Regions from separate parts of the Mus musculus genome. Here all the other regions are linked to region 5. Evidence: chromatin loops called from intact Hi-C (ENCODE). Cell type or tissue: left cerebral cortex. All regions are shown on one strand.

Evidence for each region. Hi-C counts contacts between places; a loop is a spot of excess contacts. Peaks named below come from ENCODE experiments on the same cell type or tissue, not always from the same donor. Only the 100,000 strongest peaks of a DNase experiment are listed, where the experiment ranks them.
Region 1: a loop joins it to region 5, with 6 times the contacts of the local background. A loop is called at or near these places in 17 of 42 quality-filtered maps.
Region 2: it touches region 5 in a loop (2.4-fold over the local background); 2 of 42 quality-filtered maps call a loop at or near these places.
Region 3: a loop joins it to region 5, with 2.1 times the contacts of the local background. A loop is called at or near these places in 10 of 42 quality-filtered maps.
Region 4: a loop joins it to region 5, with 10 times the contacts of the local background. A loop is called at or near these places in 18 of 42 quality-filtered maps.
Region 6: it touches region 5 in a loop (15-fold over the local background); 10 of 42 quality-filtered maps call a loop at or near these places.
Region 7: a loop joins it to region 5, with 4 times the contacts of the local background. A loop is called at or near these places in 15 of 42 quality-filtered maps.

The regions. Positions count from the first base shown.
Region 1 is chr11:82,179,804-82,183,803 of GRCm38, reverse strand. It overlaps Ccl1 (chemokine (C-C motif) ligand 1), which reads left to right and starts at 3,992. Exons shown (of 3, transcript NM_011329.3): 1 at 3,992-4,000. In left cerebral cortex, no CTCF peak of the experiment used is centred here; a DNase peak (open chromatin) is centred at 2,061.
Region 2 is chr11:81,696,618-81,700,617 of GRCm38, reverse strand. It overlaps a transcript of Asic2 not described here. Among named protein-coding and RNA genes, the nearest start is that of Gm11418, 110 kb to the right of the region's middle. In left cerebral cortex, a CTCF peak has its summit at 2,392 (motif pointing right); DNase peaks (open chromatin) are centred at 2,144 and 3,372.
Region 3 is chr11:81,753,081-81,757,080 of GRCm38, reverse strand. It overlaps a transcript of Asic2 not described here. Among named protein-coding and RNA genes, the nearest start is that of 5530401A14Rik, 110 kb to the left of the region's middle. In left cerebral cortex, no CTCF peak of the experiment used is centred here; no DNase peak of the experiment used is centred here.
Region 4 is chr11:82,172,703-82,176,702 of GRCm38, reverse strand. Ccl1 (chemokine (C-C motif) ligand 1) reads left to right here. Exons shown (of 3, transcript NM_011329.3): 3 at 1-37. Among named protein-coding and RNA genes, the nearest start is that of Ccl1, 5.1 kb to the left of the region's middle. In left cerebral cortex, a CTCF peak has its summit at 1,706 (motif pointing right); a DNase peak (open chromatin) is centred at 1,713.
Region 5 is chr11:81,632,998-81,636,997 of GRCm38, reverse strand. It overlaps a transcript of Asic2 not described here. Among named protein-coding and RNA genes, the nearest start is that of Gm11418, 48 kb to the right of the region's middle. In left cerebral cortex, a CTCF peak has its summit at 2,103 (motif pointing left); DNase peaks (open chromatin) are centred at 1,683 and 2,039; H3K4me3 peaks cover 425 bases; H3K27ac peaks cover 205 bases.
Region 6 is chr11:81,762,669-81,766,668 of GRCm38, reverse strand. It overlaps a transcript of Asic2 not described here. Among named protein-coding and RNA genes, the nearest start is that of 5530401A14Rik, 96 kb to the left of the region's middle. In left cerebral cortex, a CTCF peak has its summit at 1,660 (motif pointing right); a DNase peak (open chromatin) is centred at 1,634.
Region 7 is chr11:81,967,555-81,971,554 of GRCm38, reverse strand. It overlaps Gm11419 (a long non-coding RNA gene), which reads right to left and starts at 3,330. Exons shown (of 6, transcript XR_003949730.1): 1 at 3,200-3,330; 2 at 1-2,762. It also overlaps a transcript of Asic2 not described here. In left cerebral cortex, a CTCF peak has its summit at 2,285 (motif pointing right); DNase peaks (open chromatin) are centred at 1,901, 3,030 and 3,813; H3K4me3 peaks cover 2,037 bases; H3K27ac peaks cover 1,705 bases.

The DNA of each region.
Region 1 (4,000 bases), 550 kb before region 5:
TCTCCAGGAGCTCGGGGTGGCACAGCCTGTGCAGAGTTGGTCATGTGAAGCCAGGGGAAGGTTCTGAGCAGGAGAAGCAGAAGGCCTGACATCTGAAGAGAAGGACTTCAGTGAGCAGGGCCGTCACTTCACACTTTGTAAGTGCGGCCAAGACATTTGTACTTTCACCCTGAGCACAGCGGGCTGGCCTTTCAGGCTCAGAAGCACTTGAAAGAACCAGTGATGGTCACTATTGTGACAACCTCTGCCTGCTTCTATTGTAGTGAGAGACACTTCCGTGTCCTTTGTGCTGTAACTAAGCAGTAGACAGGAAAGTCTCCTGTAAAAGAACAAAGCAGCTAAAAAACCACAGGAACAGGAAGTAAAGAAGCCAGGGCTCAGGGCTCAGGATTCTGTGGTGTGTGGGTGCTGGGCATCTTTACTGTGAATAGACATAGGCTTACCTCAGGCAACTGTGTCTGGGGCAGATATCAAGGACCCAGAAGGACACTGTGACCACATCGTTAAAGACACATCATTAAGGACACCTGGGTGTCTGTAGACCAGGCTAGTAGCAAAAGAGACTGGGTAGTAGAGCCCTGTTTGGGAGACAGTGACACATCTTGGTGTCACCCGTGGACCTCTCAGAGCAGTCCCAGATCTGGAGCAAAGGGGACCCAGTTTTAGGGGTGGATCCAGTGACTTCTGCAGCCCTCCCCACCAGGACACCGTCTCTTCTGGAGCCCGTCCTATATTTAAACCACTCCCCAAGATCTACCTCTGCATAATCTGGGAGTCCCCCTGAGATTCACTTGGTTCCCCCTAGTACTTCTCCTGGAGATTCTTTCCTTTCCTCTCAAGCCAGCTCCTATCACAGGGAGCCCTCCCAACAACCCACAATTAGGCTAAGGCTTAGGAAGTTTATTTTGACAGTACTAAAGAGAGTTGTGCTTGGTCCAAGAGGAAACACAGCTCAGAAAGCCTGTATTACCTGTCCAGGATGAAGCGGTAGAACTAGGATCTGATGTGTCTATGTCTGGCTCTAGTCACTGTTCCTCTTCCTCTCCCTGAAGGAATACATAGAGAATTTCACTCTGGAGATGGATCAAGTCATCTCTGCAGCTCTGCCATGCTCAACACATGCCAAGGGGCTGGCCGTGGCCTGCTATGGAAGGACCACCTGACCTGTAACTCAGTAGCAGGTGGTAGACAGGGCTGGGCTGAATGCCTCTGGACAGCATCTTAGGATGACTCCACCCTGGCTGCCAGCCACCTGATCCCCGTCCTCATTCAGTGGTCCCTAGAAAATGAAAGATGAGTGACAAGGGCTCCTAACTACACGCCACAGAAAGAAGGCTTGCTTGTGTGAATGATAACAGTGCGTATCCCGAGGTCACCTCTTGTTTGCCAATCCACGATCATTTCTGCTTGCTCATTTCCACAGAGGCTTTATTGACCTATCACATGGTCCTAGTCCCTGGGCCTCGACAGCCATGTTGGGGTACCCATGTGTAATATGAAGTTGCTGGATGATAAATCCTACTTTTGGTCACTTCTTTCCAGGTGCTGAGAGAGCCCAGGAAGGTAAGGCATAACAAAGTACTAATGAGTTCCTCTTTTCTGTTTGGGAAATACTGTGGTCACAGTGAGGGGGAAGATGGGGAGCTAGTTGTTGAGGGACAGCTCCCAGAACAGGGGAAGAACCAGAAATTTCCAGGGCAGCTATGTGGCCCCTTCTTCACTGCCCGAGTCTAAAGGGTCTATACTTGCATTTGGCCAGTTTTTATATACTCACATCTCCCCTTTCCCAAGACCCCGGGGGTAAAGGACCAGAACACATCAGCCTCCAAAGACAAGGACATAGAGAGGCAGCAATGGGGTAGTAATTTTAATGACTTTGTGGGTGGCAGGAAGCAGTAGGGGTCTGACTGGCATGGGTCCAGCTGTGTAAAGATCATGAGCTGATCTTATTCTTAGATACCCAGGGCTCGAGTCTCTGCCTCCTATGCCACCCCCATTCTCAATATAGCATCAAGCCCAAGACTTCCCTCCTCGTGAAAGTCACCCTCCCACCCTCCATACTGTGGAGATTTTATCTCTTGGTGCTTTGACAATTGCCTGGAGTTTTCTCCTCACAAGTACAGGCACTTGAGTTTTGATTCTGACTCTGAAATGGAGCCAAGATATTCCCAGTTTCGACAAAGCTCCCTCAGGAGTGCCAAGAGTCATCACTGCCAAAGGTCTTGAAAAGCTCATTCAGCTCAGACATGCCACGGTAGCACGGAGCGAGCCTCAGTGGAGAGATGCGGGAAGACAAGGACTTCCGATTGCCATCCAGGCACAGGGGCTTAAAGGAGGCTGAGATTTGCCCGCAGGGGTTGGCAAATGACTTTTATTGGAGGAAGGGTGTTTGAAATGAGCAGATTGGGCACAGAGGGAGTTGGCTGGGAAGGTGGTCAGGTCGATGTTACAGTAAGGATGAGATGGTGGATATAGGAGAGCAAAATGGATGACTGAAGCTTGACTATTTGGGAAGAGTTCTAACTATCTAGTAGTTACACTCAGTTGGCAACAAACACTGAAGGTTTTTCAGTTGCACAGGCTAAGGTCAACATAGGTTAGCATAGCCAACCCACTGTGTATAGGCCCCATGATGCCAATGCCAGAAAGCTTAGCTGCTTTTTCTTGAGGGCCTCCTATGAGCTGCTTATCCCAAGTACTGCCCACTGCATATACTGTTTTTATCTGGCTGCACAACCCCATCTGCATCTACATCCCATGCTCTAGCTTTCTCCATGATGCTGAGTGAAGGGTGTTCCTCTGTACTTGGCTTTTCCAGACTCCTTCCCCTGCCTGACGTGCTGTCTTCACAGCAGCCTGCAGGACATGGTACTTATAGAACACTGTCTGGAAAGGGTCCTCTGAAGTCCCTGGGTGTCCCCAACATTCTCCTGTGCCCCCCACATGACAGATCTGTCTTGAATGAGCCGTTGTTGTGTTGGATGGCTCTCCATGGCTTGTCTATAGGTTGAAGCAAGATGGCTCAGGTCAGGCTTTGCCCCCATTGGCAATTGTCCCAAGGGTAACCAAGCAAGGGTCTGGATCAGAGTAAGCTGTGAAAGGGCTGGGGAACAAAGAAATAAAACTAATAGCAAATGTGTTGGCCAAACGTTAGACAGACAGGATCAACCTGTGGTATGTGTGTGTATGTGTGTGTGTGTGTGTGTGTACATGTATGTAGGTGTGCATACATGTGTCTATGTGCATGTGAACGACTTTGCTTTTTGAGATAAGTTCTCTCCCTGGCCTGGAGGTCTCCAACTAGGCTCAGCGGGCAAACCAGGCAGCTCCAGGGATCAGCCGGTCAGCCTCTCCAGCTCTGGGGTTACAAGATCATTCCACTACCCCTGCTCTGTATGCGGGTTCTGGGAATCAAACTCTGGTCCTCACACTTGTGTAGCAGGTACTTTGCTGACTGAGCCATCTCCCCAGCTCTGCATTTCATTCTTACCACCCGGATTTGAGATGTGTTACTAGTTCCATTTTGTAGGGATGTGCAGCTTAGAGAAGTTTGTGCAATGGCTGATTGGCAGAGCCAGAACCCAGACACAAGCTCCATTTGATGCAGATTGTACCTTCTCTGCTCTGTCCTTCTCCAAGGCCTGTAGCTGCTTTGAATGGAATGATGTGGGTTAGACAAGCTGTGTACGGGCCACTTCCTCTCTCTCTCTCACCTTTTTTGACTTTCCACTCAGCCAGGACAGCTCCCACGTATTTTGTCAAGAACGTAAAGATTGGTATCTGCTTCTGCACTTGGGGAAGTTCCCAAGGCCACTAGGCACCCAAACATACCTCGAATACGCCCCCCTCCTCCCAGGAGAGGTGAGAAAAGGAGTTTTCCATGTGGCCATTGGGTATGAGTTCCTTTTCCCTGGGACTCCCACCTCTTCTCCATGGTCTGGGAAAGCACCCCGGGCCTTCTGATAAAAGCTCAGTACAGGGTGAGGCAGGAGAGAGTTCT
Region 2 (4,000 bases), 64 kb before region 5:
CCGTTTCCTTAGCTGTAGAATCAGGCCAATGTGCCCCTGTCACAGGATGGAATAGGTAATATGGAATAGAAGATATCCATCCATGTTGCTTTTCTCTTTCACTTCCCCTTCCTAGGTTTTCTGACTTTGCTCAGAGGAGCCCCTGAGAACTGAGGGTCTGGTCTGCTACTGTGTGTGCTCTGGTCTGGAGTCTCTCTGCCATCTAGCACCTCCTCCAGTTTCTCACTCTCACCTGCCAGCTGCTGCCAGGAATGCCTTGGGGAGCCAACAGTTAGGAGTTGCTTGGGATCTGAAATGCTGACAGTATAATTTCTGCTCTTTTATAATATCACAAGTCAAATCAGCTCCACAGACTGTTCTGTAAATATCCAGATAAAAGGATCAGAGTGCCCCAAGAGTGTCAGAGCCCCTAAAGCTAGGCTCACTTGAAGTAGGGAGGGGACAGTGTTTCCAAACCCCTTCTCTGTAGCTTCTGGGTCATACTTCCTCCCTCACCTCAACTGACAGCCCCACCTCTCCTGAGTAGTGTTTAGCCTTAAGAGATTGGAGAAAGAGAGGGGGGAGGGGAGGGGGAGGGAGGAGGGAGGGAGCCTCGGCAGTTTAGCCTGTGAGAGGGGAAGGGAAGCCTCTTTCCCATAAGCCTACTCACCATGTAGGCAGAATCACTGTTAGTGACTTGGTGAGGGATGACAACCCTCAAGACTTCCTGGGACTCTGTTCCTTCCCGTAAGGTGCACCTGATTGTCTTTCAGAAGGGCCCCCAGGCCCTAAGTGAATCCCTTCTCCAGCTGAATAGATTTCTGGCCACGGTCGCATGGCTTCTGCTTCAGTGCAGCAATTTGTCCGAGAGCACTGCTGCCCACCCAAGTGGAAAGAACCAGGGTTCTGAAGTCAGACCCTAGGGATGCTGACCTTCCCACTGCAGTCCATTGGACAGGGTTCTGAAGTCAGTACCTAGGGATGCTGACCTGCCCACTGCAGTCCATTGGGCAGGAGATGCCAAGCAAGTCTCTGCCTCTCCAAGTATGCTTCCTGTGCATATGCCTCACATGGTGCCTGTAGCAAACCAAGCTCCTGTTTTCTCCCATACTTTTGTATTTACAAGTTCTCCTGTCGGACAAGCTTCCCACGTTCACCACCACCACCACACTCCCCTTTCCCTCCAATGCCTGCTGTGCCTCCTTCCTCTGTGAAGCCTCCCCAGGATCCCTGACACTGGACACTGTTCCCCATGCTTTGCAGAGTGAGAACATGTACCAGGGCCTTGTCATCTGCTCTTTTGCCTCATCCCCTAGGGCTGCCTTTGATACCAGGGACACCCAAGTGTCCTCTCTGGTACACGGAAATGCTCAAGGAGTGTGAGTGATATGAATGTAAACAGGCTCTCACCTACCCCTGCAAGCTTAGGGCACGGTGATGTGCTAGATACTGCCAATCATAGAGGGAAGACTGCTCCCAAGGAACAGGATTAATATGTAACTAGCAGTGAGCACAAAGATGTAGGAACAGAGCAGGAAATAGAGTTTAGTCAGGGTGGAGTAGTAAGGATGTCTGTAAGACCTACCTTTCTTTTACTAGAATGGTATAGCCTTGAAGCGGGGAGCAGGCTGCAGTGCTGAGGTAGGCAGAGGAGGCACAGTTGCTCTCCCCATTTTGTAGATGAAAAGACCGAGGCTCAGGGACAGCATGTGAATATTTCCAGAATGCCTGGCAATGAGAGAACCCGAAGCTAATAGACACTGTCTCATTTGCTCTATTAGATGTTTCCCAGGGGTCTCTGTCTCTGGGAGAAGATGCAGATTGGGCACTGGGGATGTTTTAAGTCCTTCAGATGCCTGGATCTGGATGCACCTTGATGGCTTTCCCGGGAGAAGCCCAACTTTGCTGAGACCCATAGAAAGATTTGTAGACTCACCTGAGATGAAAACTGCAAACTGGGAAGAGATAATACCCTTAGGATTGAACAACTGTGCTGCCCTCATTCTCCGGCCTTTGCTCTGGAGAACCAGGTCCTAGGAAAGTAGCTGTGGATGCAAGAGGTTGCCACCAGCAATCTGTCTGCTCACAGGTGTGGGATGTGCAAAGAATCCTCAGTGTTACTGTGTGTGGGCGACACACATGTGTGTTTAACAGCAAACACCCCACACTGAAGGGAGTCGGATTGGAAATGCCAGTTAAGCTGACGGAAAAATATTCATTATGGTGGAGTGGCATGGTACACATCTTTAGTTTACCTGCCGAATTTAGAACAAGCTCATTCATCCTTTCCCCTCCCACACTTTGTACATGAGTGAGATTCAACAGAACTAAACAAACTGCCAAGGGCTTGGCAATCAGAGCTATTAATGAGGTACCATACCCTGGAAAGGGAAGATAGCTCACCCTGTTCATCCCTAGCAGAACCAGGAGGTGGAGCTAGTGGACAGTGACCACTGGTGGACCTGGACTTGTGTTTTAATGGAGCTCAGGGACTGGGCCTAAGACTAGTATTGCCTGTTACCATGTTGGTTTTCTCCTGTAGATTGCACCTGGGGAGAGTTGGCTCCCAGAGTCTACACCCTGTCTGGCCTGCAAAAGATGTCACAGAGGAGACAGTTTCTGAAAAGCTCATGCTCCCTGAGACAGGGTGTGGATGAAGGGTATTGTGTGTTCATCTCCACTTAGTGATTTTGTCTCTCTCTCCAGGGTTCTCTCCCTTTAAACATGCCTGCTTTAGGGGTCTTAGACAGCATATCTGTCATGCAGAAAACCATATTGACAGTTGATCTCTGTGTGACTTCTCTTGAGTTCTCCCACTCCAAAAGACAAGAAAGTCCACAAGGAAGAAGTTGATTCCAGCTCACAAGAACTTGGAGGAGATCAGGCATGGCTTGAGGCAATGAGCTGATGAGATACCACTCAGATATGGCCAGATTTGTTATTCAGATAGCCACGGACAGTTCATCAGAGTTACCAACTCTTTGTCACAACAACTGAAGAAATATCTACCTAGTTTTACTTTATATGCCAGGTATATGAGGCCATCTGAATCGTATGTATAGATTGCAGAGCAGAAATGAAGGACGCAGAGTCACAGGCACTTAATGTCTGACCTCCCCTTTATTCTGTAAGGACTCTGGAGGACATCAATAACATTTCTCAGCTTAGAAAACTAAGACTAAACACTCTGAGTCATATAGTGCTTTGCTGGCAGACCTACTGTGTGCTGCCTAATGCTCTGTTCTTCCCACAGACTATATTTATATTATCTCATTCATTCAGGGCTCATTTTCCCATATCTACTGCATATCTTGAAGCTCAATGCCACACTACAGCTGTATGCTTCACTCAACCAAGCGTACACATTCTGGTAGTTTTAGTTGTGAAGCAAAATGATAGGGTGTCATCTGTTTCCATCCTGGCACAAATGATAAATTTGAAGAGATGTTTCCAGGAGAGGAAAAATGATCTCACTGTTGGCTAAGATGAAAGCTAGCTGAACATCAGTAAAGATAACTGGGTGTCATTCAAATGAGACAACTGAATACCAGTGACATCGCACTTACTTGACTTTTAAGACATGTATCCTAAGGCTGAATCCCTTCATCTCCTAACTCTAGGTTCTCCCATGCCCTATTTGTGTTTTAAAGTTATTAAAAATTTAGACTTTAGAGTTTAGTATGCATCTGAGTCACAGGTTCACTGCATGGAAACCACATGGCTTTAGCCCAGTTATTTACCATCCACACGCACCTGTTTCCTAACCTGTGAAACAATATTGCTAAAAGATAGGAATTTTGAAATTACTCGAAAGGATAAAATAATTTATGAAATTCTGTTATGAAAATATCTAGCACAGTGGCAAATAGCAAATAAATCTCAGTTACTTAAAATCTGATATAGTCATCAAACACAAATAATAGCATAATGCCTTTCTTTGATATCTAGATAATTCCTTCAGTGAGATCAGGTTATCTGTCTCTCCCTTTGGTGGCTTACAGAGCTGAGGGTCAATTGTTAT
Region 3 (4,000 bases), 120 kb before region 5:
TATAGTCTGGAGTGGTGAATTACAGAAGCTCAATAAATATGAAAAGCATTGATATCCACAATCACAGCACAAGGTGGTAGTTACTTCTTATTGTGTGTCTGATACATGCCAGGGTTTTATTGATATTGTTATTGGCAGAAAGAACATTGTAAGTGTGGGGAATAAGACTGAGTGTACATTCTGTGGCCCATATAAGACAAAAATCTCCATTCAGTTATTTAGCAACCACAGTAATAACTAAGAAGGAAGGAAGAGGCTTGTGAACACAGCTCATTCAGCGATGTGTTTGTCTTGTGATCATGAAGATCTGAGTTTGATCATCAGAACCCACACACAAAGAGGACACTTATGGTGGAGCACAATTGTAATCTCAGTACTTGAGATGGGAGGAGCCCTGGAGCTAATGAGCAAACTCCAGGCCAGTGAGAGACCCTGCATCAAAATGAAAATGGATGGTATTTCTGAGAAACGACAACTGAAATTGTCCTCTTGCTTGCTATAGGTATGCATAGGCATGCTCATATATGTGTATGGCCACACATGGATACACAGATACACACACAAGTATACACCACACACACACACAGAGAGAGAGAGAGAGAGAGAGAGAGAGAGAGAGAGAGAGGGAGAGAGAGAGAGAGATTGAGAGAGAGTGAGAGAGAGAGAGGTTAAAAACAAGAACTGACCTTTGAGCTTTGTATCATAGGTATAATTTGGTACATCAGGTTTCTGGAAAGGAAGGTTTACCGGTCAGGCAGAGAGACTCAGGAGACTTGTCACAAATTAAAGGGGAAATAACACCTTTTTGATTCCACAATAAGCAGAGTAGCAGGAGGTAAGAACAGAGACAAGCCCTTTGGTGGAAAAGAACCAAAGCTTTAAAAAAAATCATACTTTATCAATCCCAGAGTTGGAATTGCCCAGCCAGACCCAGCCATTTCACCATTCAGCCATTTTTCTTTTTTTTTTTTTAAATATGCTAAAGTTGCCCTATTACCTAAGCAGAATACATTCTGAGAAAATAATGACAACTAACATTTATTGAGAGTTTATTCCATTCCAGGCACCATGCTGCACTTTCTCTCATTCTATCCTCTGAAAATGCTTAAGATGCCAAGCAGCCCTGGCTCCCCACACATCCAAATAAAGGAGCTTAGAAATAGTGAGAATTGGCAGAAATCTACGGGAGAAACCTTTGATTAGGAAAAGTGATAAGCCAGAAATGCCTCTGGAAAGATTGATCAATTAGAATGGGATGGAGGAAGTGCTACCGGTCTCTTTCTGCTCCAACAGGAATGCTTGACTGTCGCTTTCAGGCAGAGCACTCCCAGGATGCAGCAGGGAGATCCAACGGGAAGCAGGGGTGGGTAAGGGGGGATACGTCAGATCTCCCGCCCCTGCTTTTAGTTGAGAAAAGTATGCTCAAGCATTGCTTACAACACTTTTGTATGACATTTCACTAGACTGGAAGGCTCTGTGACTTTAAACTTAGAAAATGATTGGCATGGTGTGGTACCCCACTGTTAAATGTGAATGTTAGCTGGCATGAGTGTACACTGACCTCAAGTACAGATAATAATCTCATCCCACCTGCTAAGAGGGAGCTGCAGTGCTATAGAGGGTGGTATTTGATTTGATTATTATGCTACCTAGGCTTTAATGATGTGACACAGACTAGAGAAACCTAGGAGGCAGGGATCTCAACCAAGGAAATGCTTCCATTGGTTGGCTGGTCTGTGGGGCATTTTCTTGATTGATGATTGATGTGAGAGAACCTGTCTCTCAGATAGTGCTATGCCTAGTCTGATGGCCCTGAGTTATAAATGGAAGCAATCCAAGCAAGCTAGTAAGCAGCCTTTAGGTTCCTGCCTTTAGGTTCCTGCCTTTAGGTTCCTGCCTTGAATTCCAGCCCTGAGTTCCTGCAGTGATGGATTGTGACCTGGGAATTGTAAGGACACAACAAATCCTTTCTTCCCCAAGTAGATTCTGGTTAGTGTTTTATATGTAATCCAGGGTTCATCTGGGATTACAAAGAGAAAAATGGAACCCTTAAAATGGTGAGAACTGGAAAGTGCTGGTCCTCTCTGACTACAAGAGTAAGCTTCACTAACCCACCCCTGGACGTGGACACAAGGGTTGGTCAACTGACCACTAATAGATACACTCAATTCTAGAGCGAAGAGAGGCCCTTAGTCAAAATGCCTTTTCTTTGGGATGATAGAGAAAAACGAATTTGCTTTTTCATTGTCCTTCCAGGGTCTCCTCGGGGATCTTTTTTTGAAGTTGCACAAGAACACAGTCTCACGTGAGAATTAAATTAAAACTTTGGCTATGGCATTCACTGTGCATCTGTCCCAGAGGCTGGGGTGGTTTGACTGGCCCTGTAACCAAAGATGCTACCATGTTCCTGACTCCTGTTCTCCCTTGGTCAGCTTCCCCCAGCTTCCTCAGCTCTCTGCAGTTTTCCCCAGATGCGTTCTATTCCCATAGGTAAGCCTTCTCCATGTGACATGCTGGCCCTCACCCTTGCTAACCTTCATACATTATCTGTGGAGCTCCAGAAGATGTCAGCCTTCTTACTTATGTTCAGAGAGCTAATTATCTCCCCACCTCCAAATTTATTGAGTGCCTCGCCACTTGCCAATTGCTAATTGGGGAGTGATGACCATACCCATCTCCTGCCCTCATAGAGCTTATGGTCTGAGAAAAGAAAACGTCAATTAAAAAAAAACAATTAAATTCACAGTGAAGTTTATGAAGGTGAACAAAGAGGACTCTGTGAGGAAGAAAAGCCAATTTGGGGATAGGACAGTCATGTCAGTTCAATGGGAGGATAAGTTCTCTATGTAGAAATGGCATCTATAGTAGAAATCAGCCATTCATGTCAGACAGGCTAGATTTGCATCTGGCCAACACTGCTTCATGTCAGTGTAATTTCAAGTCAGTGGCTCAACCTCCATGATCCTGATAAGAGCAGCCATCTTGTTAAACTCAGTGTATATAGTGTTGGGCTTACAGTGGTGGTTTAATTAATATGATCTGTTGTTGATTTCGTACCTCTATAATCATACCAGAATATGCTTTCTCTGAGCATATTCTGTCTCCTTGTTATATTTTGCATCCTAATCACCAAGTACATAGTTGACACCACCTACTGCAGTATGGCATACTAAAAATTTTATCTTATCTTTCATGTATATGAGTGTTTTGCCCACATGACTAAGGTTATGTGTCCCTGGAATTGGAGTTATAGACAGTTTTGAGAGGCTGGGAATCGAGCCTCTGTTCTCTGGAAGAATAACCAGCCCTCTTAACTACTGAGCCATCTCTCCAGCTCCTAAACCCCATCCTGGAGTTTGAGTAATAACAACTAACATTTACAAATACTCTTGCTATATGTCGGGAGCTGTTATCAGCATTTCGTGGGTATCGACAACCTAAGCAATCCTATGTCACTGGTCTTATCTCCAGTCACCCCCACTTGTGTGGTAAATAAACTCAGGCCTGGGGAGGTTTGTCGTGTCCTCAGGGTCATATGACCAACAATAGAGGAACCTGGGTTTCTACCCAAGCAGGTGGCTCCTCTAGGGCATTTGCTGTGAGGAGCTTGTTGGAGACATATCTATCCCTCAAGTCTAAGGATGCAGTCTCTGTTGGTTCATGCCCTTATTTGAGCATAGGCTGTAAATGGCAGTTGCTCCTAATGATGCCATAGTCACGTCAATATCATCTTACTGAGTGTGAATCAGTGAAGATGTGAAATAAAGAGAATTAAGTTCTTCACTCTCAGTTATCACTGAAGAGGTTCTTGGGGACTTTGGGTTTAGGACATGTGTGTGAGCACATCAGACCATTTTCGGTCTTGTTCATTCTTCCACTCCCTTTAGACTCCCTCCTCTACCTCTACCAGCTGTGTCCTCTGATCTCACACTACATGGTTCCTCCCTACTTCTGGCGGGCTTTACTCTCTCCCACACACACTTTCCCTCTTATGAAAGGA
Region 4 (4,000 bases), 540 kb before region 5:
AAGCTATGTTATGGTTCTTTATCTGTTTAAAATATGGAATCTTCAACTCCCGCTGCCTCTGTTTCTTGGACTCCATGACGATTTCAGAATTCAGACTTGATTGGCACTGGGGTGGGAACACGGGCTGGAAAGTTGAGCTGGTGCTGTGGGAACCACTGTATAGGATAAGTTTTGATCCCGGCTGTGCAATGGTCTTTAGTAGCCAAAGGAGCCACTGTAGAATAACCAACTGTCCCAGAGCAGGGTTCACATTGAGATGAGAGCCCTTCTTCTTGCCTGCCCTGCCCAAAGTACTTGGGAGTGGCAATGCTAGCCTATTGTTAGCTGGAAGGGATCTTTGTGTTCATTTGCCTGTAAGATGTTGCCAACCTTGTTTTATAAATGAAGTAAGTGATCGGGGTTGGAGAAGGACACAGAATGTTAGGGCCAAAGAGCCAGGCCAGGGGAAGGCATGAAAAGGCTTAGAGGTGTGTAGCAGACCCAGGAAAGAGCCTTTGGGCATAAGTGGGAGGCTCTAGGGAAAGGAGTAGCAGATGGCAGAAGCCTGGTATGAAGCAAGGATCGTAAGCCAGAGAAGTAGGCATTAGAGGCACTGTTCTGGGCACTCACAAGAGCCCAAGCCAGCCAACAGTTAGACTCTGAAGATCATTTTCCTTCCTCCATATTCCACGACCCTCCTGACCCTCTAATGGCCAAGAGCTATCCCTGAAGAAAATGCAGTTTCTGCAAACCACCAGGGGTCCTCCTATTGTGCCCATCCTCCTATTTGCCTGCTTCGAAATCTCACCCTCATAATGTAGGCCAATCCCTGGGACACAGTGTCCTTCTACCTTTCCTGCAGGGACACAGTTCAACCCTGCAAGCTGGATAGAAACCTACTCAGGTTACAAAGGGCAGGCAGGGCCTGGGGTTCATGTGGTCAAGAACCAACTTTCTTTAGACTTTGCTTAAAAAAAAAAATCAGGGCTGGGAGGCTTGTAGAGATGGTTTAGTGGTTAAGAGCACCACATGCTCTTCCAGAGGACTCAGGTTCGATTCCCAGCATTCACATGGCAGCTCACAACTGTCTGTAACTCCAGTTCCAGAGGATCCAACACCATCACACAGGCATATGCAGGCAAAACACCAGTGCACATGAAAGAAAAATAAATAAATAAAATCAGTGGAGCTGAGGGTGCAATTTGATGGCTGAACATTTGTTCAGCATGCACAAACCACAATGTTGAAAGTCCAGCACCATAAAGACACAATAAAAATAGATTATTAGTATTCAAAATACAACCCAAACCACTGAGAATTCAAATGCAGTATCACCGAAGGCATGATGTGTTTTGTATGAAAAACAGTCAAGTTATTCCAGAGTGTAGATGGTAAGGCTGAGAGGAGAGCAAAATTGCTACCTTGAATAGTCTTGCAGGCTCTAAGTATGAGCAGTAGAGCGAAGGTCCTGGAGGGTGAGGCTTTGGTCCGGGTGTGGCACGGTGTCTGGGACCTTTGCCTGAGGTAGGCACAGAGCTCACCGGCTAAAGAGCATTGGATGCTGCTGATGGTGGAGAGCTGCAATTAGAAGACCCCTGGAACCGGTTCACTCACTCTTTCTCTCTGCCTGGCTCACCAACGTGGTGTGTGGGAAAGGGGGACCTCTAGAGGCAGCTGTTTCTCTGCTGTGTGACTCAGCAAAAATCTACCTGGTAGCTGATGAATGCCAGGATGTGAAGAGACTGCAGCCACTAGAGGGCAGGGCACTTGTGGGAAGTTGCCAAGCCTCTCCTGGGCACTTCTGTACTACAAGAATGTGGAGACTTTGACATTATCTCCCCAGCCTCAGGCTCCAGGCCATCTGGCATCTATGTTCTGAGGCAAAGCTTACACAGGACAGTGTATTAGTAAGGGTTCCCTAGAGTCACAGAACTTATGGAATGTCTATATATTAAGGAAATTTATTGTAATGGCTTACAGTCTGCAGTCTAACTAACCAAACAATGGGCAGCTGTGAGGAAAGTCCAAGAATCTAGTTGCTCAGTTCTACAATCCTAGTAGTTTCAGCTGGTCTTCTGTATAAGCTGGGATCCTGAAGAAGTAGGTTCCAACAGATGTGCTGGCAAGTAAGTGGAAACAGGCAAAGAAGAGTCTTCCTTCTTCCATTGTCCTTAGGTAGGCCTCCAGCAGAAGGTATGGCCCAGATTCAAGGTGTGCACCATCAAGCTTGGATTTGGGACTTGTTCTGTCCTGGGCTGGCCTTGAACTCACAGGTCTGCTTGCCTTAGTCTCCTGTGATTAGAGGTTTATACTACCTTGACTGGGCTTAAGTTTTTCATGACCACTATACCTCAAGATCTGGATCAAAAGCTTGTGTCACCCCATGTCAAGATCCAGGTCAGAATCCCATGTCTTCCAGTCTCAAGATCTGGATCACATGTGTGCCCTCCATTTCTGGACTGTAGTTCACTCCAGATGTAGTCAAGTTGACAACCAGGAAGAGCCATCACAGTGAGTAAGGCTTTTCTACCCACGTGGTTTTCTACTCATGTGACTATCTGTGTGACAGTTTCCTGGGAAGAGGTGGTGTTGCTGAGCTGACAGCTCTTCAGCTCTGAAGAGCTATCTTCCTGCTGACATAAAGCAGGAATTACTCATATTTAGGATCTGGCTACAGAACCAAGACCACCAAAAAAGGCTTTAAGGGCATGAAGAACTTCTCGACATGGTTATAGCAGTGGGCATCCACAGGGTAAGGCATAGCAGTACAGAATCATCTGAAACATCCATGAGTCTGGAACTTCTGCCCTAGGCCCCAGGTGTGGCGAGGTCTGTTGGCATGTGTCTTGAGATCACAGACTTTTCTCTTGGTCGTGTGATGGGGACACATCCTTGGCACCTGGCAGAGACCAATGCATAGCCAGTGGACAGGGCCTGGTATGGCCCTAGATCTGCAGTGCATCACAGAAGTGGCTCTAGGTTTGCAGCTGGCAGCTTAGGTATCAGTCTTGCTATAGGCCTGCAGCTGGCCAAGAAAGTTCCTTCTGTCTCCAACTCAACTTCAGCTTACCAATTGTGGAATAAGATGTTCAAGGCTCTGGAGAGTCTTGTTATTCTAAGAGGCTTGGAAGTAGGGCCGCTGGCTTAAGAATTCCTGGCAAAAGAGAGGGACAAAAGGCAAGAGAGGTCATGGAGGAGAAAGATGGGCTGGCTTCCTCAGCCTGAGTCACTCCTGGGATACAAATGGTAGCAATGGTGGCTGTAGTTGAACAGCCAGCACAAAAGAGCTTTAGAGGCCCCAAACCATTCTGTCTCGGTTAACCTTATTCTCTCTTCCTGTGCTGGCCTGTTTATCTAGGAGAAGTGCACACAGGGAACAGTGTAAAGATTTTCTCTCAGGTTTAGTCATGACCAAATTGTAAGGTAGAGGTCCCCACGTTCAGTGAGACCAGAAAATGCAAGAGGGAAGCCATGTTGTGCAGCACAGGCCACTGATGCCTCATTATCTCATGAGTGCCCAGAGGGGATAGAGAACAGGACAGTGTCTCATGAGCTTACTGTAGGTAGCCAGCAAGCTAAAGACTGATTTGTGCCTGCTTTCTCCAATCTGAGAAAGAAAACCATAAAAGAAGGCTTTGCCCTAGTTATGTATTTGGTTCTGAGGAGGCATATGTCTTAATCATCATGTCTATTTGATGAATGAGAAAATGGAGGTATAGAGAGGTTCAATAGTGTGCCCAAAGCCCCAAGGAAAGGGGGCAGTGAAGGCAGAAGGCTAAGCCAGTCAGCGTTGATGTAAACACTTCTGTGTAGCCATCGGAGGCTTTTGCCAAGCACAGTTCTGTGTGAAAGTCCAGTGCTTGAACTGATCGGGTCAGGTTCTGATGGCAGGGGCTTTGCACACCACTCATCACATGCCACATCGTGGTCTATGCGTTTCTGCTCCTCTGATCAAGGCAGACATATTCCCTAGTTTGGGGACTATCAGTACGTGAGGCTCTGATGGGGGAGAGAGAGGGTC
Region 5 (4,000 bases):
AATGGATTGAGTTTCATCAAGGCTGAAAACTCTGCTCAGCGTAAGACCTTGTTAAGTGGACGAAAAGGGTGAGAGCAGATTGTGAGGGAAAGAAATGTCGGCAAAGAGCCTACCAAGTATGTACAGCCAGGATGTCGGGGAAGAGTCCTGCTTGGGGGGGGGGGTGGAAAGAAGGCTAAGAAGCCTGGAGCTGAAAGAGGGCTTCCCCAGAATCTGCTGGGGAGAGGCAGGTGCCTGGAGTGGACAGGCAATGGGGAGACAGGATAGAGTCAAGATTTACCGTGAAGGCACATCCACCATTGGATGGGATACAGGCCGTGAAGAAGAGAGAAGATCTGAGGATAATTCCTGGTGTGGCGCTAAGTTCATGGGAGGCCACTAGGCTGGCGCACGAGACTGGACAGCAAGGGAGGGCAAAACAGGGAACACGCACAGCTGTCGGCCAGGAGGGATGCCAAGACATGAGAGGACCACGTCCCCAGTGTCACTTAGGGTGATTGAAACCCATGCCAACCAGGGCTGAACTCTGTTATTGGGCCTCCTCACAAGCCTGGGTGCTGTGGTTTTCTGTCATATCTTCATTTATCATCTTTATCATTTTTTTAATGCTAGCACAGTTCTTCGGTTAATTAGGCCCAAAGGGAGTCTAGAGCCTCATCCCACTCCCTTCAGCTAAACAGCTACCCTCCCTACCCTCTTTCCCTTCCCACCCTGTCATCCCATGTCCCAGTGTCTGAGACCTCTTCTATGACAATTAAGGAGTCACCTAATTGAAATGGCTTCCATTTTCTTTAGGAACCTTGTTCCCCACTATACTTCTGTAGTCGCCCTCTTTACTCTCTTTGCATGCCTAGAGCGTGCCAAGCCCCGCACTCAGTACCCATTTCACAGATGACTATACTCAGCCTCAGAGAGGTTAAATAACTTGGCTCAAGCCAAGTAGCATGGCAGATTTTACACGTTAAGTTCTGGTCACCTGGTGCGAAGATTCCTCACTGTTAAGGTCTTTCTGCTTACCAGGCCTTTTTTTCTGGCCTGCTCAGAGGATCCCTTGATTCTTGGCTTTGAGGACCAGTTTGTCACCTGTCTCTGACTCTCTGACTCCTGAAAGCTCATGTCTCCTTGGGCCTCCACTAGTTCGGCTGTACCTGCTTATGGAATCCACTAATACTCCAGAATATAAAATAACTTACCCAAGAAACTGATGGAGTATAGATCTGTTCTCAGGCCTCAATGGGTTTAAACCTTATAGGAAAAAAACAAAAATCAAAAACAACCTACCATTTCTCTGCAGCAGCATCTGCCACTCACCCAAGAGTGTGGAGGCTTGCAAGAGACTTGTCCTGATTCCCTTGGTTGCTCTGTGTGCTGGGGATCCTGGCTATACCAAGATGGACATCAATATTTCCCGAGTTAGGGGAGAGTCAGAACACATGTTGTCAGCCTACTGGTAGACCTCCACCAAAGAAGCAGATGTATGGCTCACATAAGCCTCCACCTCAACCGTCACCAGCCACTCTGTAGTGCATGCAACTCATCCCTAGATCTCAGTGTTCACTTTTGATACCAAGGTGATAAGAGTTCAGGCCACACAGAACTATGTGGGATGAGTGAGTGGAATATGAAGGCAAATGAGCAGCACCTGCCGCGCAGGAAAGGGGTGACTTCATAGCTGCTTTCTGACGATGCTGTTACTCCATATAAGCCACCTTGACAGATCATCTGTCACCGCAGGAGGCTGGACTTGATGCACCTGCTTTTCCCCCTCCACCTTCCCAGGGCCTCGGCTCTAGGATCCTGGAGAGAAACCAAGTGTCTCTGCCCTGTCAGTATGAAGCTTTGAGACCACAGACACCACGGAAGGGTTATTCATTCCGAACACGAGACAAAAGCCTGAGCTGGCTTTGTATCTAAGCGAACTGATTAAGCTGCGCGTTAGCTGGGGATAAAGCTTCTTACCGAATAACTAGACATTTGCTGAGCCAGGATGATAAATTCATTCTTAATGCATTGATAATAAAAAGCGATTCCCCTCTATCCCACCGCCCTTTATTTTGAGTTTTCACCGGCTTAGAGGCAGTCTCTGTGTTGAACACCGCCATCTAGAGGACATCTGCAGAATCGCAGCCTGAGCAGAAGCGATTTATTTATTTATTTATTTATTTATTTACTTATTTACTTACTTACTTATTTATTTATTTAAAGGAACATCAGAACTTAACACAATTCATAAGAGGCTCAAAGACACCCTGGGAAGCCAAATGTGTTTACAAAAATGACTGCCAGTAGTTACTTATTACCCTGAGAATGGCATGCTTCTTACTGCATAGCCTCTATACGGCTAGATTGTTCCTCAGACAGCTGTTAGACGGGGTTTGGAGTCCACTCATCTTGGGCTCACTGAAGCATTGTGTGTGTGTGTGTGTGTGTGTGTGTGTACGTGTACACGCGTGTGCATGCGCATGTATGTACTGAGGCACCTACTCTGTGCTAAGTGCCACACTAGAAATTTGGGGCCTAGAGAGCAATGCATAGCCCTAAGTTTAAAATGTCCATACATGAATAAGGAAAAGAAGAACAAGAGCACAATGATTTAAGGAGCGAGGTAAGTCAGAGCAACCTAGATATCCATCCTACGGGAGAGCCCCAGTTTAGTGGGGCTGAGAAGGATGGAGGAAGAGAGAGGCTAGCATCCCACCAGCATTTCCCATCCATCTAGATACCATGCGGGATCTCACTCTGTGAGCTTAGGGCATGTTTCCCATCTCACATGAGGATGTGGAGGCTCAGAGAGGTTGAGCTCCTTGACCAGTGCAGCACAGCCGAAAGGGCAAAAGGCCAGAATTTCACCACAGACCCGTGTGCCTCGCACATGCGTCTTGTAATCCCAGGCTGTCTGCTGAGCGGGAAAACCACGCAGACAAGAAATAGGATCTTGAATTACCTCAGTGGTAAAACGTGTTTATCCCCAGGAGGTGAATCTGATTTTCAGAAATAGTCAAAAATCTTTCTGAGGCAAGTCATCCTGTGGATAATGGGATTTAAGGGGTTTTTTATTTATTTATTTTTAAAATGTGAATCTAAAGCCGGGCATGATGGCGCACGCCTTTAATTCCAGCACTCGGGAGGCATAGGCAGGCAGATTTCTGAGTTCAAGGCCAGCCTGGTCTACAAAGTGAGTTCCTGGACAGACAGGGCTACACAGAGAAACCCTGTCTCAAAAAAAAAAAAAAAAAAAAAAAAAAACAAACAAAAAAAAAAAACAAAAAACAAAAAAAGTGAATCTAAGATATGAAAATTAGGTTTTGGCCAACTCCTGATAAACCAGCTATACTGGCTAGTTTTGTGTCAACTTGACACAGCTGGAGTTACCACAGAGAAAGGAGCTTCAGTTGAGGAAATGCCTCCATGAGATCCAGCTGTAAGGCATTTTCTCAATTAGTGATCAAGGGGAGGAGGTCCCCTTGTGGGTGGAACCATCTCTGGGCTGGTAGTCTTGGTTCTATAAGAAAGCAGGCTGAGCAAGCCAGTGGAAACAAGCCATTAAGTAACATCCCTCCATGGCCTCTGCATCAGCTCCTGCTTCCTGACCTGCTTGAGTTCCAGTCCTGACTTCCTTTGGTGATGAACAGCAATGTGGAAAATGTAAGCTGAATAAACCTTTTTCTCCCCAACTGCTTCTTGGTCATGATGTTTGTGCAGGAATAGAAACCCTGACTAAGACACCAGCCAACAGTTTGTTGTGCTGTTATTGGTGGTAGTGGTTGTGAGGGTGTGTATGTGTGGTTGTTGTTGTTGTTGTCTTGAAACAATCTTGCCATGTATCCTAGGACACTCCTGTCTTGGTCCCCTGAGTGCTGGGGTTACAGGTACGCAGCACCATGTCCCATGCTGAAAGAGCCAGTAAGCAGGGGAGGGTGGCCACCCCAGCAGAGGAGCTGTGGACAAGGACCATGCCCTGTAGGATGTCTCATTCCTGAGTGTGTGTGTGAGAGAGAGA
Region 6 (4,000 bases), 130 kb before region 5:
CCAGCTCCTCAAATTTATTTCCATATGATTTAATATAGTAAATGTTTGATTTGTGTGCCTATTTTATATACGTATATGCCAGGGGCTGTAGAAAATTCTCTCAGGTAAAAAGGGAACCCAAAATTTTCCCAGGAAAAGGGGACTTAGACTAATACAGGGCAAGCACGCACACTAAAGGCCATGGGCACATGGTGCTGTTGCTATGTGAGTTGCCCAGATGCACAAGTGGGGCACATCAGCTACTCTTCTTACAGCAGCTTAGCAGGCACATGTCCCAGTGTCTTCACCCATAGTCATATCAAGTGACATTTCTTTGTCTAGTCCAGGCCCTGCGATACAGATCTTGTAAGCCCTCTGATGTGACCTGTTACTTACGACTTCAGTGGCTTAGTAAAGGGATGCCAGAGGTTGAGAAGCAAGAGTCAGGTCTGTTCAAGGTCACCCTGTATTAACCCATGGCATAAAGGTCATGGGCTCTTTCTTCTAGTCTCCTGCCATATAGGGGCTAGATGGGGTACATAGGATGGAAGACAGATTGATGAAGAAGAAAGACTTTAGATCTCCTGTCTTCACCCAGGCTGATGAGTCAGAGACAGTTCACCTTTTCTCTTCTTTTGATGATATATCTGGACTGTCAAGTTGGCTACAAATCTCAAGGCTTTTATGTAAGGGATTTTCCAGAATAGATCGAAATAGGAAGACCCACCCTAAGAGTGGATAGCACTGTCCCAAGGGCTCAGATGAAGAAAGAGGGAGAGAGAGAGAGAGAGAGAGAGAGAGAGAGAGAGAGAGAGAGAGAGAAAGAGAGAGAGGAAGGAAGGAAGGAAGGAAGGAAGGAAGGAAGGAAGGAAGGAAGGAAGAAAAGGGTCTAGGCAGCCACACTTGCCTTCTTCTGCTTTATAACTGTGCATACAATGTGACCAGCTGCCTCTACCTCTGTTCCCGTGTACCCTCAGGTCATGAGCCAGAATAAACCCTTCTTCAAGTTGCTTTGGTCAATTGTTTTTTTTTTTTTTTTAATCACAGCAACACTCTGGATCCTGCCTTTTCTCTGTCCTACCTCACACCCCCCTGTTGGCCCCAAGAGTGTTCTTAGGTCTGTTTGGAATGCACCAAGTAAAATGTTTCCAGATTTCCCTTTCCAACTAATGCTAGCCAGGGGTGCATGGGCTCCAAGCCCAACCGCTTCTTACTGTGGAAACGAGAAAGATGGAAGAGGGAATTCCTTCTTCCATGAGTAACTTTCTAGCCCAGCTGTGCGGAGCAGCGGGCAATGCACGTTTACAGAGTGCTGTGAGGCTGAGGTTGGGGGCTTACCCAAACCTCTTCCTTAGTCACCTGTGTGACCTTGAGGTATTATTCAGTACAACCCCTGCCCTCCATTCCCCCAACCATAAAACGAACCACAGAAGAGGTGATGAATAAGGCCTTTTCTAACTGCCCTAGTATATACGTTTCACAGAAATGTGGTCTGTAGATAGATGGACCAGTCAGCCTTGGAAACTGGAAATATTTGCAGGCACAGCCCTCGTATGTCAGCCTGTCATCTGCCAGGGGGTCTGAAGTTTGGAGAGAAATGGGTTCCATTTTCTTTCTTGGCACAGAGCTCTGGCCAGCATCAGAGGTACCACCTTTTTCCATCTCCTGCCAGTAGATGTCTCTGTCTGGAAACTTTGAATCTTTGAATATGTTCCCTAAACAATGGGATTTAGCAACAACAGCAGGGAAACGGAGCCTAATGAGGGAGTAAGGAAACCAGTGGAGCAGAGGGCAGGGATTAATGCCATCATTGTTATCACGAGAAGGACTCATGGAGGTTCCTTGGAAGAGAGTTAATCCCCTCAATCAAGGGCCTGTTCTTACCTTTCTGTCTTTCCCCATGGAGTGCTGTAGCAAGAAGACCTTCCCCAGATGTTGTCAGTCTTTAGAACCAATCAATAGTGCTCTGAGGTCCAGGCAGGGCCTGGTAGCTGGACCAAATGGACTGGAGGTACCTTTGCTGCATGGTCTGTATAGCCTAGCCATGGATACTGAGCAAGCTGCCTGGGCAGAAGCCATGTCATCATCTCAGGAGCTTGGGAGCCACCTGCATGAGAAGAGGGCTCTTCCTGGCTGTGCCATATCCAAACTCTGATTATTCTTTGTGAGGTATCAGTGTATTAAAGAGAATGCATGAGCAATGGAATTCCAGGGCTGAGTTTTATCTTTAACCCTTTGTGTGGATTTAAGGAAATGTAGTTACTAAGGTCAAGTGTCCATTTCCACATATGTATTCACCTCTAGCTCACAGCATTATTTTTATGAGTATGATGATGTAATATTTATAAAACTGCTCTTATATATACAAAGCTTATGATGGCTCCCTTTGGTAGAATGTGGACTATTTTAATGATTTCTCATTGTGTGTGTGTGTTTGTCTGTGGTGTGTTGTGTGTTGTGTGGTGTGTTTTGTGTGTGTGTGTGTGTGTGTGTGTATCTTTTTTCTCCTCTGAGAATGAGGGCGGGATCTCTGCAAGATGAGGGATTTCTAATAGGATGAGTGTTGGTGCTGAACAAGCAAGGCTGGGTCATCCAGCTATAGGTAGGGCTTCTGGAAACCATAGAAGGTTCCAGAATGCAAAATTTTCTGTACTGAAATCAGGAAGGAGAGAGGGGGGGGAGAGGGAGAGGGAGAGGGAGAGGGAGAGGGAGAGGGAGAAGAACAAATGAAGGAAGGAAGGAAGGAAGGAAGGAAGGAAGGAAGGAAGGGAAGAAGGGCGAAAAAGATGTCACTTTTCAAATCAAGAAATCAAAGCTCAGAGTTTGCTTAGGTGTTGAGAGCCAAGCACTAGCAAGAAGAAAAGGGTTGTAATGGAGTTTTACTTTCTCAGCAGGAATGGCAGCCAGGTGAGCCAGAGTCCATTAGCACCTTGCTGTGTCACATTATTCAAGTTTCTGCCCAAGGTGGCTTCTGTGTTCCTACCTGTGAAATGGTGCAAAGTGGCCTTGGGTCCTCAGGAGTTTGTCCTTCAGAACATTAGCAGAACTCCAGCAGCAACAAGGAATCCCAGAATTCCATTCTGTGATTAATTCTCAGCTCTTGGACAATGAAGACATTAAGATGGGGGAGGGGAGTGGGGAGGAGAGGTTGGGAGGCTGACTTCAGGGATCTGGGAGGCAGAGCCTCTGGAGAATATTCACATGGTATCTCTCTGAGGAGAAACTCTTCTGTAATTAGCCTGGCTTGAGCTATCCATCTTGCCCATCTATATGTTGTAAGAGATTTATGCCGTGCCATCAGGACCTATGGCACTGTGTCAATCAATCCCCATCCAAACATCATAGCCCATTTTGCACAATGGTCTCTAAGATAATTAAAAGCAAGTCTTCCTGTCTGAAATACTTCTGTGTTTCCCAAATCAAGCCAGCACAGGGCCTGTGGATATCCCTCTCCACTGAAACCCTTTCACCCCTCCATGCCTCTGTCCCAATCCTACCCCCACCATCTGTCAAGGAATACTTACCTTGCTCCTGGACACTCCATATACCCTTCTCATACAGTTCCTTGGACTGGACTGGACTGACATCCCTGTACTTGATCTCAACTCCTTAACACATATGCACACACACACACACACACACACACACACACACATACACATGCACACACACGCACACACATCTCCTGCAAAAATAAAACTAAGTGCAATGAGCAATATAGTTTTGTCATTTGTTTTATCATTTAGTAGATATCAAATGTCATGCTAGCATCTCTGCTTGCATTGTTCACATTTTGATCTTCATATCCACACATCCAAGGAGACATTGCTCTAAATGTTTTCATACATGAGACTTGCAAAACTTTAAAAACTTATCCCAAGCTTGGCAGCCAGTCGGTAGAAGATTCTGGGCTCTAACTCAGAGCTTTGTGATGTCATGCTCTCAGCCTGCATTCCCTTAGCATCTCTGGGAAAAGCTACTACATGTTGAAGCATAATGAATATGGGGTACTAAGTAGGGA
Region 7 (4,000 bases), 330 kb before region 5:
GTAGCCCTTCTCAGTTTCTTCTGTGAAATGGGTTCAGTGGTGCTCTTGACATATGACAAATCCACAAGAAAGCCCAGCACAGAGTCCAATGACTTGCAATGAAAGCCACAATAAGTACCTTTATCCTCTGGTCTTCCACCCATCCTATAGTGCCTACCCTGTTTGCAAGAGTTAAGGAGACCCTGAGATCATCTTTGGGCCATGCAAAGGAAGCAGAAGAGAAGGCAGCATTATGTTTGACTTTGGCTTCCAGGTATGCAGTACCTGAGGCAAATAAGACCCTGGTGAGCTTTAAATGGTTCCCCAGTCACCTGAAAGAGAATAGCAAACATCGACAAAGCACCTTCTCCCAGCATTGACTGAGAGTGGCTGACTGCTAAGTGTCTAGCTTGTATAAACGCATCATAGCTTTATCTCATTCCTTTGCCATTCCAAAACTCCACTACTGTGGAAGAGGGGATATGAAAGTTCAGAGCCCATTAGGCACTTCCTCCAAGGTCACAGAGCAGAAGGAGGCAGAACAGATGGGGGACACAAACTCCCAGGTCTGCATGAGTATACACCATGTGCCCCGTCGTGCTTGTGACTGCCAATCTGATATGGGGTGAAAGAGGCATGAATGGGCACATATTGGGGTGGGGTGATGAGATCTACTGTAGGGTCTGCACACATGAAAAAATGTGTCTGAACAGAGAGAAACTGACTCCAGGAGAAGAAGAGGGGAGGTGACAGAGCCTAGCACAGGTAATGGTTGGTGGGGAGGGGGCAGAATGTGGCAGGAATTATAGCCATTGTATCCAGCTGGACACAGATGAGATTTGATGAGATCAGAGCTGTTGCACAGAGCTGTGCATCTGCACAGCCTTCGCTTCCCTGAGCTATGAGGTTGATCAATGGTGGGATGTGAATTTTATTCTCCTTGTTTCCCCCAAGCCAACGTAGTATCTGTAGCAGAGTTAAAGGGGAGTTTAATGCTTATTAATTAGACTGATGAGCCAAAGGTTGGTGAAAAGAATCAGGGAGTCTTCCGTATGAGAAGCCTAGATTGTAAGAGCAACAAGGGTTGTCGTCTGACCAAGAGAAAGAAGGCAGGGCATCTATACATGTGAGGAAGTGGTCTCTGTGTGACATATGGAGACATAGCGCAGGGGCAGGGGGGTAGAAACACTTTCCTAAATTTGGGATGGGGAAATTTGGGCCTGCTTTTAAAACCCTGCTTCAGAGGTGGACATACCCAGGATGACGTCTCAGCTCTCACTTCACTGGTCCTGTGATTAGGACACAGCAGTTCATTGTGGCAGGCCTGAGTTTTCTCATCTGTTGGATGGCAATAAAACCAAGAGTATTCACTTCTCGAGGCGACTTGGTTTTGGTCCTCCTGGTTTACAAGCCTATGCCCTGTTGAGACCAGGACTCTGGGTTAGCAAAGGCACAAAGCTCCTCCCATCCAGTCTTGGTCATTTGCCTTCTGTCATGTCTTAACATTCCTGACTGATAAACTACTGAGGTCATGCTCCACACGCATGTCACCTCGGACTGCTTTCTGGGAACTGTCTCAGTGGATCTGGCTTAGCAGGAGGCTGGATGGGTCATAACATCATTGCAGAATGGCCATCAACCTAGAAGAGGATGATCCAAGCCACCCTTTTCTCCACCTTTTTAAGCCTGGCATCCCCTGAAGATGCCAGCTTCGCTCTCCAAGACACTTGCCTCCATGTGGCTCTGTCCCAGCTTGGCCAAGTGGCTCAAGTTGGCTACTCTAACTTTTAATTCCTTTCACTATGATGAGAATTTATCCCTGATGCCAGCCACTTGATCCTTGGCAAGGGGCAGGCAAGCAAGCCACACCTATCAGCCAGCAGGGACCTGACTTACAAGGGATTTTCAGGAAGAGGGAGGTGGAAGACACAGAGAGAGCCCATTCTCTCTCCTACCTACAGCTCCAGCTGTGATTCCATCTGGCAAATCCTGGGACAGAACACACACACACACACACACACACACACACACACACACACACACACCTTGAAAGGAATGGAATTAAACCAGTCCTACAGGGCACCCAGCTGTCTTCCTTTGTTAAACACAAAAAGTCCTGGCAGACATATGGGGGTGGGGGTGGGATACTTGTTGCGCTCTCTCTCTCTCTCTCTCTCTCTCTCTCTCTCTCTCTCTCTCTCTCTCTCTCGGGTTCCTATGGGCACACTGATTTTTCTATCTCTAGAAGGGCTTCTCTCTACTCTGAAGTGTCCCCCTCTAGCCTGCAGAGGGAGACCCGTGGTTTTAAAATTGCTCCCTTCGTTTTCATCATCTCTCCCATAGAGACCCCTCATGGATGTGACCCTGGAGCCCACATTGGTGCAAAACCCCTTGCCAGCATCTCACTGGCCACATGCAGTTAAGTATCCACTTTCCTGCCATCCATGGGGATAGGGGGTTAAGTTCTCCTTCCTCTGGGAGTAGCTCATTACGTGGAGTAGAAGACCCCCAGCAGATTTTTTAAAAAAGGCTAAAAACTTTCTCCATGTCCCCAACCCCTATCGGTCCTGCTCCCCTGCACAAGCCTCTCCTCCTTCTAACAGCCTTGCCAGAGGCAGGCCAGGGAGAAGGGCTCGTTTTGAGCCCAACGGTCTTCCTCTTTCTCCGGAGGCTGGAAGCAAGGAGCCCACAGAAACCCCCGCATCCTTGCTTCTCTCGGAGGCGGAGCGCAGCGTCCTCTCCCTCGGCAACAGCAGCCGCAGCCCGCAATTGGAATTCTGTCCCTAAAGGGAGGCCGGAAAAGAAGAGAAAGGGAGGATGGAGGCGGGCAGCGAGAAGCAGCGGCCAGGGTCCCATACATCCCGGGAAGAAGCTAAGCGTGTTGGCTGCTAGGATGCTGCGCCGCGGCGCCCCACCGCACTGCATCAGCGTGGCTGAGCTGACATCCCCCCATGCTTAACACGGGGCATTATGCGCTGGTTAACAGGATCCGAGCTGCTCAGCGACTTGTTTTAAGCATTTTCTCCCTCGCTCTCGCTTTTAATCTTGTCTCTAGTGGCGTGTGTAGGGGGGAGGACTTTATTTCCATTGGCTAAGCGCTCCCTTCCCACCCACATCCCTTCCACATCACCTTGGTGTCTCCCTAAATAAAACCAGCCCTCCTTATCGCCTGGAAAAAATCAGGAGCTAGAGTTTGAATGGGTTTTATATAAACACTCACCCCTGTCAGCGTGTGGCCAGGCTCTCAGGATAAACTCCCAGTGTCTGGCCTGATGCTTGCCTGGCGATCTCTGCCTTGAATGCCAAGGTTTAAGCAGAATTCAGAGCACTGGGAACTCTTCCCTGAGATCTGATCAACCTGAAGCCAGTTGCAGAACTGCACAGGGTCCCGATGGACCTCAAGGAGAGCCCCAGCGAGGGCAGCCTGCAACCTTCCAGCATCCAGATCTTCGCCAACACCTCTACTCTCCATGGCATCCGCCACATCTTCGTGTATGGGCCGCTGACCATCCGGCGTGTGCTTTGGGCAGTGGCCTTCGTGGGATCTCTGGGCCTGCTGCTGGTGGAGAGCTCGGAGAGAGTATCCTACTATTTCTCATATCAGCATGTTACCAAGGTGGATGAAGTGGTGGCCCAGAGCCTGGTCTTCCCAGCTGTGACCCTCTGCAACCTCAATGGCTTCCGGTTCTCCAGGCTTACCACCAACGACTTGTACCACGCTGGGGAGTTGCTGGCCCTGTTGGATGTCAACTTGCAGATTCCTGACCCGCATCTGGCGGACCCCACCGTGCTGGAGGCCCTCCGACAGAAGGCCAACTTCAAACACTACAAACCGAAGCAGTTCAGCATGCTGGAGTTCCTGCACCGGGTAGGCCATGACCTGAAGGATATGATGCTCTACTGCAAGTTCAAGGGGCAGGAGTGTGGGCATCAAGACTTCACCACAGTGAGTACTTGGCTTTCAGTTTGCTCTTGTGTTCACTCTTCAGTAGAAGTGGTGTGCTGGTGGCCTTCTGTTTGT